3 separate regions of the Homo sapiens genome follow, and all the other regions are linked to region 2. A link is a contact called in ENCODE Hi-C or POLR2A ChIA-PET data. All regions are on one chromosome and are shown on one strand. Each heading gives the region's core, a stretch centred on a gene start or an enhancer-like site at or near the end of the contact. The rest is flanking DNA. Distances are from core to core; before and after follow the strand shown.

Region 1 (4,917 bases), core at 619-3,118, 5.9 Mb before region 2:
GAATGAGGTCCAACGTGGTCAACAAACATGACATCATGCCACCCACGAGCTGGACACGCGACACCTGGGGCTCCAGCTGGCCATGCAAAAGGGTGAGGTCTCCATCCCTCCTTCCGTGACAAAAGTAAGCTCTCCTTTCTGAAGAGCCCTCAAGCCAGAGACTGAACCCCCAAATAAAAATACAACAGAGGTCAGCTCTGAGAAACCAAAATGACTCATCACCTCACCTCCTGTCCTAAGTCCCTGGCTTCTCACACTCTCCCCTCTTGACTGTGTTTCGAGGCAAGGAAAATACCTATCATTGCCAATTATGGAACCTGTTACCAATGAAGGCCACCTTGGCTGCAAACTTATCTTTGATATGGGACATTCTCCATTGCTTGTGGTGGAGAGAACAGACCCTTTTCCCTTCTATGGTAATATGCCCCAATGGAGGTTTTCCACCACGTGAATAATCTAGACGACAGGTTTTCTGTGTAGCATCTTATGCCAATCTACGTCCCTCGTGCACAGCTTTGGAGAAGGGTCCATAGCTCTGTCTAGAGGCCCGTCCACCCTGAGCCCAGAACATCTCCATCCCTCAGGCGGCCGCCTGCAGCAGTGCAGCTGGAGGAAGTAAGTATTTTAGAGCATGTTTTCATACCTTGCTACTAGAGAAGTGGCAAAGCACTCTTGTTTTTGAGAAGTGATAACCTCTTAGAGATGAAAAAGGAAAAAGCTAAGGGGAAGCACTGAGCTGGGGAAACTCTTACAAATCAAGAATCTTATAGCAGAAGAGTTTTGCTTCTTTTGGAAACTGAATCAGTGTCACTAGTGGAATTACACCCCCGTGGGGGATGGGGGGGCACTGTTGTCTGGCAAACAGTGCAAGTCATTTGTCACACCTAAACACGACTAGGTTACCCTCAGCTACACCGTGTCTCCCACCGTGTGACCTGTGATTTCTTCCTGCTCTCCTTTCCATCTGTGTCCATAAAGACTTGGAGTGAGATCCGGTTTGCTTTTCTGCCTCCTCTGTCCTATTTGCCAGAGAAAACATTCTGGAATTCCTCCCAGGAACCTTCCCCCAGTGGTTTCTGTCCAGCCATCCGCATTCTGTCCTTTGGGGAAATATTTCTCCTACCATTCTGCACCAGCAGGTGTGCTAACGTAAGCCTGTGCACGAGCACCACTTTGCCTGAAGATCACATCTGTCACAGGAGTGTCTGTTCTGTGGACAACACTGAGGAACGCCTCTCTTTCCTCATGCCAAGCCACTAGCCCTCCACAGACACTTTCTAAAAACTGCCACCCACATCACAAATGGCTGCTTTTACTTCTCTCTCTACTCTCCCAGCTCGTTTTAAATGCTCCAGCTTAAATTTATCACATGTCCTCACTGGAGTTTACGGATAGCTTCTAATGTACCCTAATTCTAGAGTTATGGGAGAGAGGAGCAAATAAAGTACAGGATGTGGCTAAACCAATTTGTAAAAGGAAAGGAAAAAAATGCAACCCAGGCAGAAAACAACGGCATTCTTTTCCTATTAAATGTAAAGCAAATATTAAACTCCTGCAAGGATTTTAGAATTTATATCCATACCCATGCATTTATATCCTAATTGCTCATCACTATGGGAACCAGGTATTTTTGACTGATACTTTAAATATAATAAAGACACAAAAGAAAAAAATAGATCCAGCTTTCTGGGTGTAGACATTTTTCTAGGTGGTGCTTAATGAATTTAAGCTTCTGAGAGATGGTTTGTATTCATTGGATCCCCTATCCTGATACCAGACCCTAGTTCCTTGGTCTTAAACTGCAAGGATCAGACTCGCCTGGAGGCTTGTGAACATCCAGACTGGTGTGGGGCACCGCCAGAGTGTCTGACTCACTGGGTCTGGGAGGGGCCCAAGAGCCTGCAGTTCTAACAGGTGCTATAGATGCTGCTAGCTTAGGGCCCACTTTGAGAACTGGCTGCTTAGCTCAGTGTTTTGAGAATTAATAAGAGAAGGACACGTGGGAGATGAGACTCTGACATTAAGGATCACACCAAAATACCTCTACGCCCTTCGCCGAAGTCCTCACTTGGTGTCTTCATGTGCATATTCAAAACTCTGGAATTCAAGTTAATAATAAGAGCATGGAGGCCTATGCTCTATGAAATGTCCTGACAACATCCCTAACTTATCTCAAAGAGACTTACTACACATTGAATTTAGGTTTCACAGGGAAGTTTTTGCATGTTAATTAAATGCCAATTGATTACTAAAGGCAAATCCACTGAGGATTAACTAATGTCACTGACATGGACTTCTGACATAACTGCAAAATCCAGTGCTTAACAGATAGTAACAAGCTGTCTCATTAGAAATCAAATGACTATGGAAGAAATCATGTTTAAATGTGGGTATTTTTCATCGTGAGATTTGCTGACACATGGCAGCAAACAGACTTGATTTGGGATAACATTTTCTAACTATTGTCCTTAGCCTGCCGTGTTTCTGAAGCTGCTCCTGCCACAGCAGAATGCCTCTAATGGATGACCCCCCACTTAGGACAGCACTGACTCACCCACGCAAATCCAAAGTGTGGTGCATGCAAATTTTAGCCTCGAGTTCTAGTCTCAGAGCACAAAATAGTAACAACTACAACAAAAATAACAGCACCACGCACTGAGTCTACTGTGCTTCATGTACTACATGAAAGAGGAACCGCAACACCAATATTCCAGTCAACGGAAACGGGGCTCAAAGGGACTAAAGAGTGGACTGACCAAGGTGACACGTGCAAGTCAGTGGTGGAGCTAAGATCAAAGCTCTTCGCTTAATCACTACAGATATATTAAATATTAAACATTTACAGTCTACACAGTCTCTATTTTGTTGAAGATTTTTATGTGGTACATAATAGAATCATTTTACATGATACATAATGGAATATTTATTACGTTTTACAAATAAAACTGAGGCCGAGTGAGATTGGGAGAGTTACACAAATTCACAGAGGAAGTCCATAAAATGCCATGATTCTAACTAGACTACAAAGCCCCCTCTAAGCTCTGTCATTGCTCTTGGAGAATCCATTCGTGTGCTTCACTTGGTAAGTTCAGAGGTACTTACAAAATGCCTTCTATGTGCTAAACACTGGCAAAATGAACTTGCTGATAATTTTTATGACTGATCAACTTGAATGATGAGCTCCTATAGATTAAAGATGGCCACGTGTTCTTTGATGCGCTTCCCTATTAAGGGGAAACTATTTCCCCTCCCACAGGAATTCTGGGCTAGTCTGAGGCCCAGTAATTATATCCCAATTACTCATCACTATGTTTACCAGGTACTTTTGACTGGTACTTTAAATATTATAAAGACACGAGAGAAAGAAAAAATTGCTGGCCAGGTGCGGTGGCTCACGCCTGTCATCCCCACACTTGGGGAGGCTGAGGCAGGTGGATCACTTGAGGCCAGGAGTTCGAGACCAACCTAGCCAATATGGTGAAACCCCGCCTCTACTAAAAATACAGAAATTATCCAGGCATGGTTCTCAGCTACTCGGGAAGCTGAGGCATGAGAATCACTCCAGGAGGCAGAGGTTGCAGTGAGTCGAGAGTGCACCACCGCACTCCAGCCTGGGCGACAGAGTGAGAATCTGTCTCAAAAAAAAAAAGAAAGAAAGAAAAAATTGACAAGATACAGACTGCTGGGTGTAGGCATTTTTCTAGGTAGTGATATAGTAAGTTTAAGCTTTTGAGGGACAAAAGAGAAGGAGACTAATCTCTTTAGTCTTCTATATAACTCATCATTCAAGTTGACCAATCATAAAAATTATCAGCAAATATATATTTTGTCAGTGTTTAACACATAGCAGGCATTTTGTAAATTGCTCTTAACTCACTGAGTGAAGCACAGAGGTTGATTATCCTAGAGAAATGACAGCTGAGAGGGGGCTTTGTAGTCTAGTTAGAGTGCATTTTATGGACTTCCTCTGTGACTATTCAGCTTTGACTAACAGGGTATGGTGAAGTGACTGCAGGCCAGTCCACAGGCTTCAAAAGGACAGGCAGCTTCCACCTTGGTCTCCTGGAGCCCTGTGCTGCCAGGTAAGAGATCTGACAGTCCCGCCTTAGAGGCTATGGGGAGGCCCTGAGATGACATGGGGAAGCTGAGGTATCAGCTGAGCCCAGGCTTCCTATCCCTACCAGAGTGCTGGGCCTCTGACAGAAGCCTTCTTGAACCCCCAGGCCAGCCCAGCTACTAGCAGAAAAATTTCAGGTGTCTGAGCCCATTCATGCTGCTAAAACAGAAGACCACAGACAGGTTGGCTTAACCAACAAACATTTATTTCTCACAGTTCTGGGAGCTGGGAAGTCCAAGATCCAAGCACCAGCAGATTTGGTGTCTGGTAAGGACTCACTTCCTGGTTTGCAGATGGGTACCTTCTCATTGTATCGTCGCAGGGGCAGAAAGCAGAAAGGGAGAGCTAGCACTTGTGTCTCTCCTTATAAGGAAGTAATCCTATTCATGAGGGCTCCATCCCCATGACCTAATCACCTCCCAAATACCCCACCTCCTAACACCATCACATTGGCAGTGAGGATTTCAAAGGTATGAATTTTGAGGGGACACAAATGTTCAGTCCCCAGCACTAGGTGACCTCAGTTAATACAACATGAACTCTTGTTCAAATTCCTCACTTCCCAAATGACAAAACATAGTCAAATTGCATGTGCTTTCAGTCACTGACTTTTGGGGTAGTTATGCAGCAATAGGTTACCAGAAAAAAAAACACTTGTTACCTGGAAGAGGGGTGCTTCTGAGACAAAAATGGCAGCATGTGGCTCAGGACTGGAGACCTGGTGGTGGAGGTGGAGCAAGGTCTGGAAGGCCTCAAGACATCTGTTAATGGGGAAGGAGGGACAGTGAGAAATTGTTATT
Region 2 (4,662 bases), core at 381-2,880:
AGTTCACCAACTATTTATTAAAATCTTCTGGAAAATATGTGTGTGCTGTAAATATTGTCTTGATGACAATGAGCTGTTTTTAAAAGATTTTTTTTAAGGATAATTTGGTGGGGAAACGTGCTCCCAGACAACAATGCTCATGGACCCAAGACCTTTTAGAAGATTTTTGGTGCAAAGGAGTCTGCACGGAGAGGCTTTCCTGACTCATACCCTACTTGTTTCCAAAGCTCCCCTGTGAATAAATATTACAGCAGGAGGGTCAGGATGGAACATTAGCAGATGTGAACATTTTGGCTCTTGAGGGTGACACTGCTGAATCTATGCCAGGTCCTCTCTCTCTGGAAAATTACTAAACTACGCTCAAATGATAAAACAAAACAAATACATTTCAGGCGGGGCGCGGTGGCCTACGCCTGTAATCCCAGCACTTTGGGAGGCCGAGGCGGGCGGATCACGAGGTCAGGAGATCGAGACCATCCTGGCTAACATGGTGAAACCCCGTCTCTACTAAAAATACAAAAAATTAGCCAGGCGTGGTGGCGGGCGCCTGTAGTCCCAGCTACTTGGGAGGCTGAGGCAGGAGAATGGCGTGAACCTGGGAGGCGGAGCTTGCAGTGAGCCGAGATCGCGCCACTGCACTCCAGCCTGGGCGACAGAGCGAGACTCCGTCTCAGAAAACAAACAAACAAACAAAAAAAAACAAATATATTTCAAAATGAACACCCGAAGCCCCCACAGTCATAGCTGTGTGCCTCCATGCACCTCTGCAATGTGGTGGGAGCGGGAATATCCATGCCCAAATACTTGCCCATAAATATCTCCCATCTAACTCTTTGTGGAGGAGATCAGATCCGAGTGGAAGGGCTCGGTGTCCCTGAGGGTAACGCCCATTGTCTAAGCAAGAGGAGTCTCTTTCTAACCCTAATAGGCTTGTTAACTCTTGGTGTTCTTCCTGTTCCTTTTTAGATAATCTATTAGGTTGGCACAAAAGTAATTGCAATCTTTGCCATTAAAAGTAATGGTAAAAACCGCAGTTACTTTTGCACCAAAATAATACATCACAGGTTTATACTCAGCCTTTGTTACTATTTTAGGTTGAATTATTTCCGTGCAAACCCTCAGAGCACAGGGATCTGTAATTATACTTTGCAAGAGATGTTACGTGCTACCAGCAAATTTTCCAGCTCAGTGATGCAAGGCAGGAGCTGTACATCTTCTCACATGTGGTTATTCATTCCATACAGTACTGAGAAAGAGCCTTAGTCACATTTGGACTCCCTAAGGAAGTGTCAGGCCACATCACTGCAGCCACATTCCTGCACAGAGCTTGCCTCAACCTCGCTCCTCCAGGCGAGCTCCATGCCGGCCACGTGATGGCCCCCGCCAGTGTTGAGAAGTGATTCATCGTCAGCTCCAGGGGAAAAACAGACTGTGTAGGAAGGTTCCATATGACAAAAACATCCGGATTTTTTTTCTTTCTGCCTTCTACTGGGCAATTCAGACCTTGTTATCATACAATTGAGGTGGAAATGTGACGTAATTAAACTGATTTATGAAAGTCACATACAGAAACCAGAGTCATTTTTTAGAGCCCCAGTGTGGTTAAAGTTTACTTCCTCTGTACATTTATAGCAAAGGCTTTTGAACATGGTTGAGGGCAGAGAGCCAGTTTCGGGTAGATTGGGAGAAGGTCTATTTGCTGGTTACTGCTGCTTCAATTTATATTTCCCCCTCAGTTTTACCAAGGAAAAGGCCTTAATGGACTGAATTCAATGTGAAGCTTGTGTGATTCTCTATCTGTGGCCACTTCAATGTGAACGCCAATGACCATGAGCCGGGTAATGACTTGGAAATATACTAGACAGAGCACAGCCATGGGAAATACCACGGAAGACTATGTTAGCTCCAGAATAACATCATTAAAACTAGCTTAATTTAGTACAGCATCTGGATCAGAAATAGTCCTAAACATGCATACACAAAGCAAGTATACATTTGCATGATACGTACACAGAGCTTTAAAAAGCAACCTGGATATAGTGTGTCAGTTTTCAGAAAGGGACCAAGATGAGATTAATGAACCTTGACACCTGCTTTGCTCTCTTCCACTGCCGTAGAAATCCTCTCTGCTGAGAGTCTGGCATACTTCATAGATACAGTATTTGGAGAAGCAGCAAGGCTGGATGGTTTGTGTAACACACTGGAAACGTCATGAGGCTGATTCTAGATTTGCCAGTCATCAACTGGGGGCACTTGGCCACGTTTTCTAACTCACAAAGGTTTTCCAGGATAACATTTCATGCTACCTCCCCTTGGTGTTTTGAGGAATCGTCAATAGGACAGACAGGCAAGCACATGAGAAACATAAGCTGCTAGTTGGCACAGGTGTGTTGGGCTGCTGGAATCAGGCAGGTGTATGGAGCCGGGTGACTCATGGAGGAGGAGGGGTTCCACCTGGAAGGGACACTCCCTGGTCTCTCTCCACATAGCTAATGTGAGTCACCACATTCCTGGCTCCCTGCCTGACTTGCTTCCGGGTCAACCACGGAACCCCAGGGCCACCTGGGGTTGGGCCTGCTCCAGCTGTTCCCTTCGGAGCCTTGCCCTGCTTGCTTTGCACTTGTTAGAAGAGGGAGCAGGTACTTCCCCGCAGGGACCTGTGTCTGCCTTCAGCTGTCTAAATTCCATGGAGAAGGCCTGGAGATCCATGGGGAAAACTCCTTTCATTCTGGGATGGTCTGGCCTGGAAGCCCGGAGCAGCTTCCTCAACCCCGCCGCCCTCCCCTTTTCCCTGCCTTGTACCCAAGGAGCCCCAGCCCCTACTCCACATCACAGAGGGCAGAGGTGGAGCCCACCTGGGACGGTGGCCACCTATACCCTCATCACCAGGCCTACATCAGCACCCTCTGGGCGTGACTTCCCTCACTTTCTAGGTAATGAAGAAAAAGATCGTGTTTTACATTGAGACGTATAATCTGTGTAGCTTGGAAGAGGAGAATATGCAACCCCCAAATATGCATAAGGATTGTTGAGCTGAAGGCCATTAAAAAGCAGATGCAGGAGAGCTCTCTGCCCTCGCTCTATTTGCCTAAAGCGGGGCACAAAGACAAAAGGTGTCCTGTCCCCCTTCCACCAGGGAGAACAAAGGTTAACCACGGAAGACAATTTCAAACCCTGTCAGCCTGGAGATGGTACTGGAGGAACCCACATGGGCAAGCCTCACCGAGCAGCCTTCCTCTGCCAGTTGTTTGCTTCTCCCCAAGTTGCTGCCCCCTAGAGACTCGAAATCCTTTTCTGCTTTTATTTTTAAAATATTTTAAAAAATACTTCCCCCAACCCCCACTGCATCCTCCCTAGCCACAGCGGGCTCCGGGACACTCTTCAGAGTCCTTTTCCTTTTCCTTTTCCTTGTCACTTCTCTAAATATTAGCTGTTCTTTGTTGAAGATACTGTCTAAGCTGGAATTCAAAGGCATCTCTCCCTGGTATCTTCCATGTGCATATTAAATACACATGATACTAAACTTCTGTTTGTTCCATGTGCATATTAAATATACATGATACTAAACTTCTTTTTGTTTTTCTCCTGTTAACCTGTCTTTTGTTACAGGGGTACATTCCAACTAAGAATTTATGAGAGCCGAAGAAAAAATTATCTTTCCTCCCCTACAGCAATGAACCAGAAATAGGCCACAGGGCCATCTGCTTTGGAAGCTTTGGTGGGATTCATAGGCTTTCTACCACCTTCCTTCATAGAAGGAACTGCACGCTTGAAAACTGCAACGAACCCAGTGAAAAGAGAAGAGGCTTCTGGCTACAATCAGATCTGCCAGTTGGCAGGTGATGGTGGGGGCACTGCCCCCAGAGCGGCTTCTAGACCTACTCTGCCCCTCCCGGCCCCACAGGGCACCCTGAGCTTGTACTCTGCCCCTCCCGGCCCCACAGGGCACCCTGAGCTTGTGAGAGGCACGGCCCCACCTGTGACCTCTCCCATCTTCTGGCCGTGCTCCCTGCGGTGCGCCCCACTCCAGAGAGCTCCAGCCCGGCTCCCTTCCTGCTGCGACGTTCATCCAGTTTCTCAAGTTCCAATTTTCATTCTGATGCCCTCGAACTTTTCTCAGCACAACATATCTGCAGTGAAAATGGAAATTCCAGACCTAAATCTATATTGAACCTCCCCAGATGTGCTGGCCCTGGGCTCTCCTTCCCCCTTCTTGAATCCTGAGGAACTGAAGCTGTCTTAAGAGCTCACGTGTGCGTCATCCCTTCCTGCACCTGCTTCCACGGGCCCTTGGCGGTAGCCTGGGAACAGCTGGTCAGGTACTATTAGCCCCATTCTACCAATGGAGAAACCGAGGCTCAGAACAGCTCAGTGGGATGCGGCTTCTGAGGTCACACGGTTCACGTGCACCAGAACTTGCTTCTAGGCCGCCTTTCCATATCCTGTGCTTTTTCAAAAGCCCCCTTTTAATGCTTACAACCCCTTTTTGCTGTGCAGGGTACAATGCTAGACTAGCAGGAGAGTGGTGACTCATAACCAACTTCTGACTTATTTGACCGCACACACAAAACAAGGCTCTCTACCCATTTTTCCAAAACACAAATTGCGTCTTTAAGAATGCTCTTGAACTCCAAGTGCAACTGACAGACAGCACATCATAGA
Region 3 (4,840 bases), core at 1,608-4,107, 8.6 Mb before region 2:
GAGCCATGCTAGTAATAATGATAGCTAGTAATAATGATATCTTCTCTTTTACAATAAAGAGAAGGGGGGCATGCTGGGAAAAAGCTGAGTGTTGGGGGGAAACTGAGGCAGGGCTTGCATAATGTCCTCTGGAATGTGTCTAGACTTGCTGGCTCCTTGCTTCTAGCCTTCCTAGGCTCCTAGGCACCTATTCCCATTATCTCAAGTAGCAGAACATGTTCCATATAAATGCTAAACTGTCACAGCTGTAAATCATGTGCTTAATGCAACATGACCTCCACATTCTCACCACCTGTTTCTTAGTTGGATTACCAATAAACACTGTGGGCTCCCAGAGCTCGGGGCCTTCACAGCCTCCGCAATAGCAATGGCCCCTGTTGTCCCACATTTCTCTCTCAAACTTTTTTCTCAATCTTTTGACTCTGCTGGACTTTGTCACTCCCACAACCTGGTGTTGGGTCTGATCACCCCAACAATTTTGTGCATGTCCTTGTGTTCAGGAGTCATTGGCTCTTGAAAAAACTATGTGGCCAGGAAGCAGGAAGAGCTAGGAAGTAAGGTTTTTTTGTTTGTTTTTTGAGACAGAGTCTCACTCTGTTGCCCAGGATGGAGTGCAAACGAGCGACCTCAGCTCACTGCAACCTCCACCTCCTGGGTTCAAGCGATTCTCCTGTCTCAGCTTCCCAAGTAGTTGGGACTACAGGCGCCCGCCACCATGCCCAACTAATTTTTGTATTTTTGGTAGAGACGGGGTTTCACCATATTGTCCAGGCTGGTCTCAAACTCCTGACCTTGTGACCCACCCGCCTTTGCCTCCCAAAGTGCTGGGATTACAGGAGTGAGCCACCGCGCTCGGCCTATACTTGAAAATCTTGAAAGCAGTTATGTCAGATATGTGAACCAGAGAAGCCCATCTTGAATAGCGGCTGGGTAAAATGAGGTTGAGACCCACTGAGCTGCATTCCCAGACAGTTAAGTCATTCTAAGACACAGGATAAGATAGAAGGTCAGCACAAGATACAGATCATAAAGACCTTGCTGATGAAACAGACTGCAGTAAAGAAACCGGCCAAATCCCACCAAAACCAAGGTAACAAGAGAGACCTCTGGTCGTTCTCATTGCTACACTCCCACTAGCGCCATGGCAGTTTACAAATGCCATGGCAATATCACGAAGTTAGCCTATATGGTCTAAAAAGGGGAGGCATGAATCCACCCCTTGTTTAGCATATCATCAAGAAATAACCATAAAAATGGGCAACCAGCAGCCCTGGTAATAGACAGCCCTGCTCTGCCTATGGAGTAGCTATTCTTTTGTCCTTCTACTTTTTTTTTTTTTTTTTGAGACGGAGTCTCGCTCTGTCGCCCAGGCTGGAGTGCAGGGGCGCGATCTCGGCTCACTGCAAGCTCCGCCTCCCGGGTTCAAGCAATTCTCTGCCTCAGACTACCGATGTTCCTCTACTTTTTAAATAAACTTGTTTTCACTTGCCCTGAATTCTTTTTGCGCAAGATCCAAGAACCCTCTTTTGGGGTATGGATCCGGACCCCTTTCCCGTAACACTTACGGACATACTCTCTTATTCAACAGAAACATAGTTTTATTCTATAGATTTTACAATCTATTTTCTGACCTTTTAAAGTTAAGGACATAAGGATAAGACTTCTCATATTAGTATGAACAGGCCACATAGAAATATCTTCTGCCTAAAGGAAAAGGATGCTGAGCATTGGACCGTTTCATCACAAGAAGGCGCGACTTGCTTTCCTAGGGTTCCTGTGGTATTTGTTTTTATCTAATTGAGTTTAGATAAAATCTCTACTGAGGCAGTAGGATGGACAATGAAACTTTTTGAGGATCCACCTTTTAACTGAAAGATTTTAGGGAGGAAATGGAGTGGGCAAAGTAATCAAAAGAACAGGCATTCTCATTACCATCTTACCAAGCCTAGAAGCAAACAGAAGAGCAAAACCTATCACTTAATGACTTCTGGAGACCATATTAGACAGGCAGCCCTGATTTTTAATCTCCTTTCTTAGCATGGTGGAAAATGAGAGAGAGAAAAATGCCACTTCCCCATTTCTTAGTGTTTGTTCATCCAGCACGAGCCGGAGAACAGTAAACGCTTGTTCAATGGTTTCACTGTTCACACAAAACTGGAAAAATGGGTTGCATTAGCTATTCCTTTTATAAATAAGATTTCACTCTTTCAAACTCCTAGCTGACCAGTGAACTGAGTAAAGAAATAGCTCTCACAAGGGCAAAGGAGTGAGGCAGCCTCTTGCTATTTCTCCTGAGACGGTCTGAAATACAGCTCCTCGCTTTAATCCTGAGGCAGGTGTTTGTGTCTCCGGATGAGGACACCCAGCTGGGAAGGCTAGCGACGCCCCCAGGGCCACCTCATGGGTGGCAGGGCGCTCTTCGGAGCACGGCCACCTGCCCGCAGGAGCCCTCCGCTCTCCGATTCCAGGCGAGGGGAGGCGCATTCGGGGCCTCGACTTCTGGGAACCCGGGGTGCCGCGGACCCGCCCAGCAAGGCCCCTCGCGGGGCCCGGAGGACGCCAAGTGCAGGGTTCAGTGGTCGTGCCCCAGTCGGGTCTACACTCAATGGCTGTGCGCCAGCTGTGGGCAGGGGGTCCACACCCGCGCTGTGTCCCCGCGCGTTACCACGGCGCACCTCGCGGACAGTGGGAAGGGATAGCCCCACCATCAGCGCCCACTCCGCGGACTTCACGGACCACTACCGGGTCCGAGAGAAAGGCTGGTGAGCATGCGCGCATTGCTACGGCGGCCGCGCTGACGCACAGGAAGCGGGCGGGACCGGACTTCCGGCTGGTCTGTGGGGTTTCGGGTTCGGGGTTTCCTGGTGGGCGTCAGGGGCAGGCAACAGAGTGGCGGCCGCTACGGCCCTGTAACAGGGCCATGGAGAAGCTGCGGCGAGTCCTGAGCGGCCAGGACGACGAGGAGCAGGGCCTGACTGCGCAGGTAGCGAACTTGCGCCCTCGTCCAGTCCCGGGGCTGCCCGCTGGCCCCGGCCGCACTGAGGACCGGCCGAGCGGGTGGGGTGGGTGCGAGGCCGGGGGTCTGGGACTCCTCTGCCCGGCTGGTTGATTTAGGAGGGCTCCGCCTGCTTCCTGGGTAGAATTTGAGAACTTTCCAGTTTTCCATGCGGTCTACTTAAACCCACTTTGAGGCCCCCCCCCGACTCTCCCATCTGGCCTTCTGACTTAGGAATCCGCTAACGTCTGCCCTCGCTTTCCCAAATAATCCATCGCTCCCACGTACTATTTGGTTTTCTGAGCCTGGTGCGGGGTCTGGCCTCGGGCTGTGCAGCGTAAGTAGCTATGCAGGGCATTTATCCTGCAAGCTGCAGTGAGCCGAGACCCTAAAGCTTGTTGCATCTGTTTGTCTTTGGAGGTAAAGGTGGTGTTATGTGTGTGTTTGCTGGGGGGTGGTCTTTTGGAAATAGGGAGACTGGAGGAAAAATAAACAGGACATTGGTAAGTGAAATAATATTGAATTAAAATTTTTCTGTTAAGGCAGTGAGCCCTGGTAAGAGATTTTTTTTTTTTTCTTAATAAAAGCCCTTGTGTCTGCGCCTTACCAGCGAGACTTGATAAGGGTTACTTCCTCCAGCAAGAAGGTTAAAAGTAGCAGTGGAGCAGGAACTGCGGTGTAAGTTTTTTTGTTATTGCATGCGATTATATTGCACGTTATTGTGTGCTGTCGCAGAAGTTGGACGTTTAAAATTGAATTGTATTTCATAAGGATCTTCTATTTGTCTCTCCTGACTTCCTTGTCATTATACTTACTCAGCACTTGGTGTGGGTAGAGTTCTGGGCTACAGTTTTGGGTTCAGAGAGTGTAAGACAAGTATCTGTTCTCATTGCACTCTGTAACTCTGTATATTACCACAGCCACATGTGGCCAATGAATTTTTTTTTTTTTTTTTTTTAGATGGAGTCTTGCTTTGTCGCTCAGGCCTGGAGTGCAGTGGCGTGATCTCGACTCGCTGCAACCTCTGCCTCCCGGGTTCAAGCAATTCTCCTGCCTCAGCCTCCTGAGTAGCTGGGATTACAGGCACCTGCCACCATGCCCTGCTAATTATTTTGTGTTTTTAGTAGAGATGGGGGTTTCACCATGTTGGTCAGGCTGGTCTCGAACTCCTGACCTCAAGTGATCCGCCCACCTTGACCTCCCAAAGTGCTTGGATGACAGGCTTGAGCCACTGCGCCTGGAGCAATTAAATTTAAATTAATTAAAATTAAATAAAATTTAACATTCAGTTCCTTAGTCACAGCAACCACATTTCACATGTTCAGTAGGCACATGTGGTTAAAGGCTACTGTATTAAACAGCGCAGATACAGAACATTTGCATTGCAGAAAGTTCTATTGGACAGTGCTACTCTAAACTTTGGAGATGCAAAGGTAATATCACTTATCTTGAGCCCACTGTCTAGAGGGGAGAAAGATATGTGGAGAAGTAATCAATCAAAGATTAGAGTGACTGGCTGTATAGACAAGTGCTGTGAGTTCAGAGGAGGTGATCGTTCATTAACAAATATTCAAGTTCCTGCATATGTTTGACATTGTTCAAGATGCAGGTGTTAATAACAGTGACCAGTGCAAATACCTCTTTCACATGGAACTTAAATTTTAATTGGAGGAAACAGTGAATAAACAAGTATATAATGTGTCAGACAGCCACAGAAAAAGTCAGAGCAGGTTGAGGAGGTTGGGGTTGCCATATTACTTAGATAAGGCCTCCCTGCCAGGGAGTCATGTGAGCACAGCTCAGAAGAGCTGCTGGGATGTCTGAGCATCCTGTGAATAAAAGCCT

Evidence for each region. Hi-C counts contacts between places; a loop is a spot of excess contacts on that map. ChIA-PET counts read pairs that join two places held with the same protein, here RNA polymerase II (POLR2A). Pooled maps may share reads with other maps.
Region 1: a loop to region 2 is called in a map with no recorded cell type, with 11 times the contacts of the local background. The contact joins two enhancer-like sites. A Hi-C loop is called at or near these places in 2 of 37 single-sample maps with no recorded cell type and 2 of 50 pooled maps.
Region 3: a loop to region 2 is called in a map with no recorded cell type, with 8 times the contacts of the local background. The contact joins the promoter of SFT2D1 here to the enhancer-like site in region 2. A Hi-C loop is called at or near these places in 1 of 37 single-sample maps with no recorded cell type and 2 of 50 pooled maps. POLR2A ChIA-PET finds 5 or more read pairs at or near these places in 1 of 52 experiments (OCI-LY7).

Annotation. Positions count from the first base shown.
Region 1 is chr6:163,703,867-163,708,783 of GRCh38, reverse strand. No RefSeq gene overlaps it. Among named protein-coding and RNA genes, the nearest start is that of QKI, 290 kb to the right of the region's middle. RefSeq lists enhancers at 331-450, 1,933-2,002, 3,947-4,246. Within about 2 kb of position 1,868, at least 4 of the 41 ENCODE cell types and tissues checked have a DNase peak (open chromatin) inside an H3K27ac peak, as active enhancers do.
Region 2 is chr6:157,761,384-157,766,045 of GRCh38, reverse strand. No RefSeq gene overlaps it. Among named protein-coding and RNA genes, the nearest start is that of SNX9, 60 kb to the left of the region's middle. RefSeq lists enhancers at 1,445-1,494, 2,385-2,454, 2,027-3,226, 2,728-3,655 and a silencer at 1,985-2,094. Within about 2 kb of position 1,630, at least 35 of the 41 ENCODE cell types and tissues checked have a DNase peak (open chromatin) inside an H3K27ac peak, as active enhancers do; they include OCI-LY7, where a contact is called at or near this core.
Region 3 is chr6:166,340,562-166,345,401 of GRCh38, reverse strand. It overlaps SFT2D1 (SFT2 domain containing 1), which reads left to right and starts at 2,857. Exons shown (of 8, transcript NM_145169.3): 1 at 2,857-2,983. The coding sequence starts at 2,921. It overlaps LOC100289495 (a long non-coding RNA gene), which reads right to left and starts at 2,771. Exons shown (of 2, transcript NR_040022.1): 1 at 2,255-2,771. RefSeq lists an enhancer at 2,032-2,925 and a silencer at 2,987-3,146.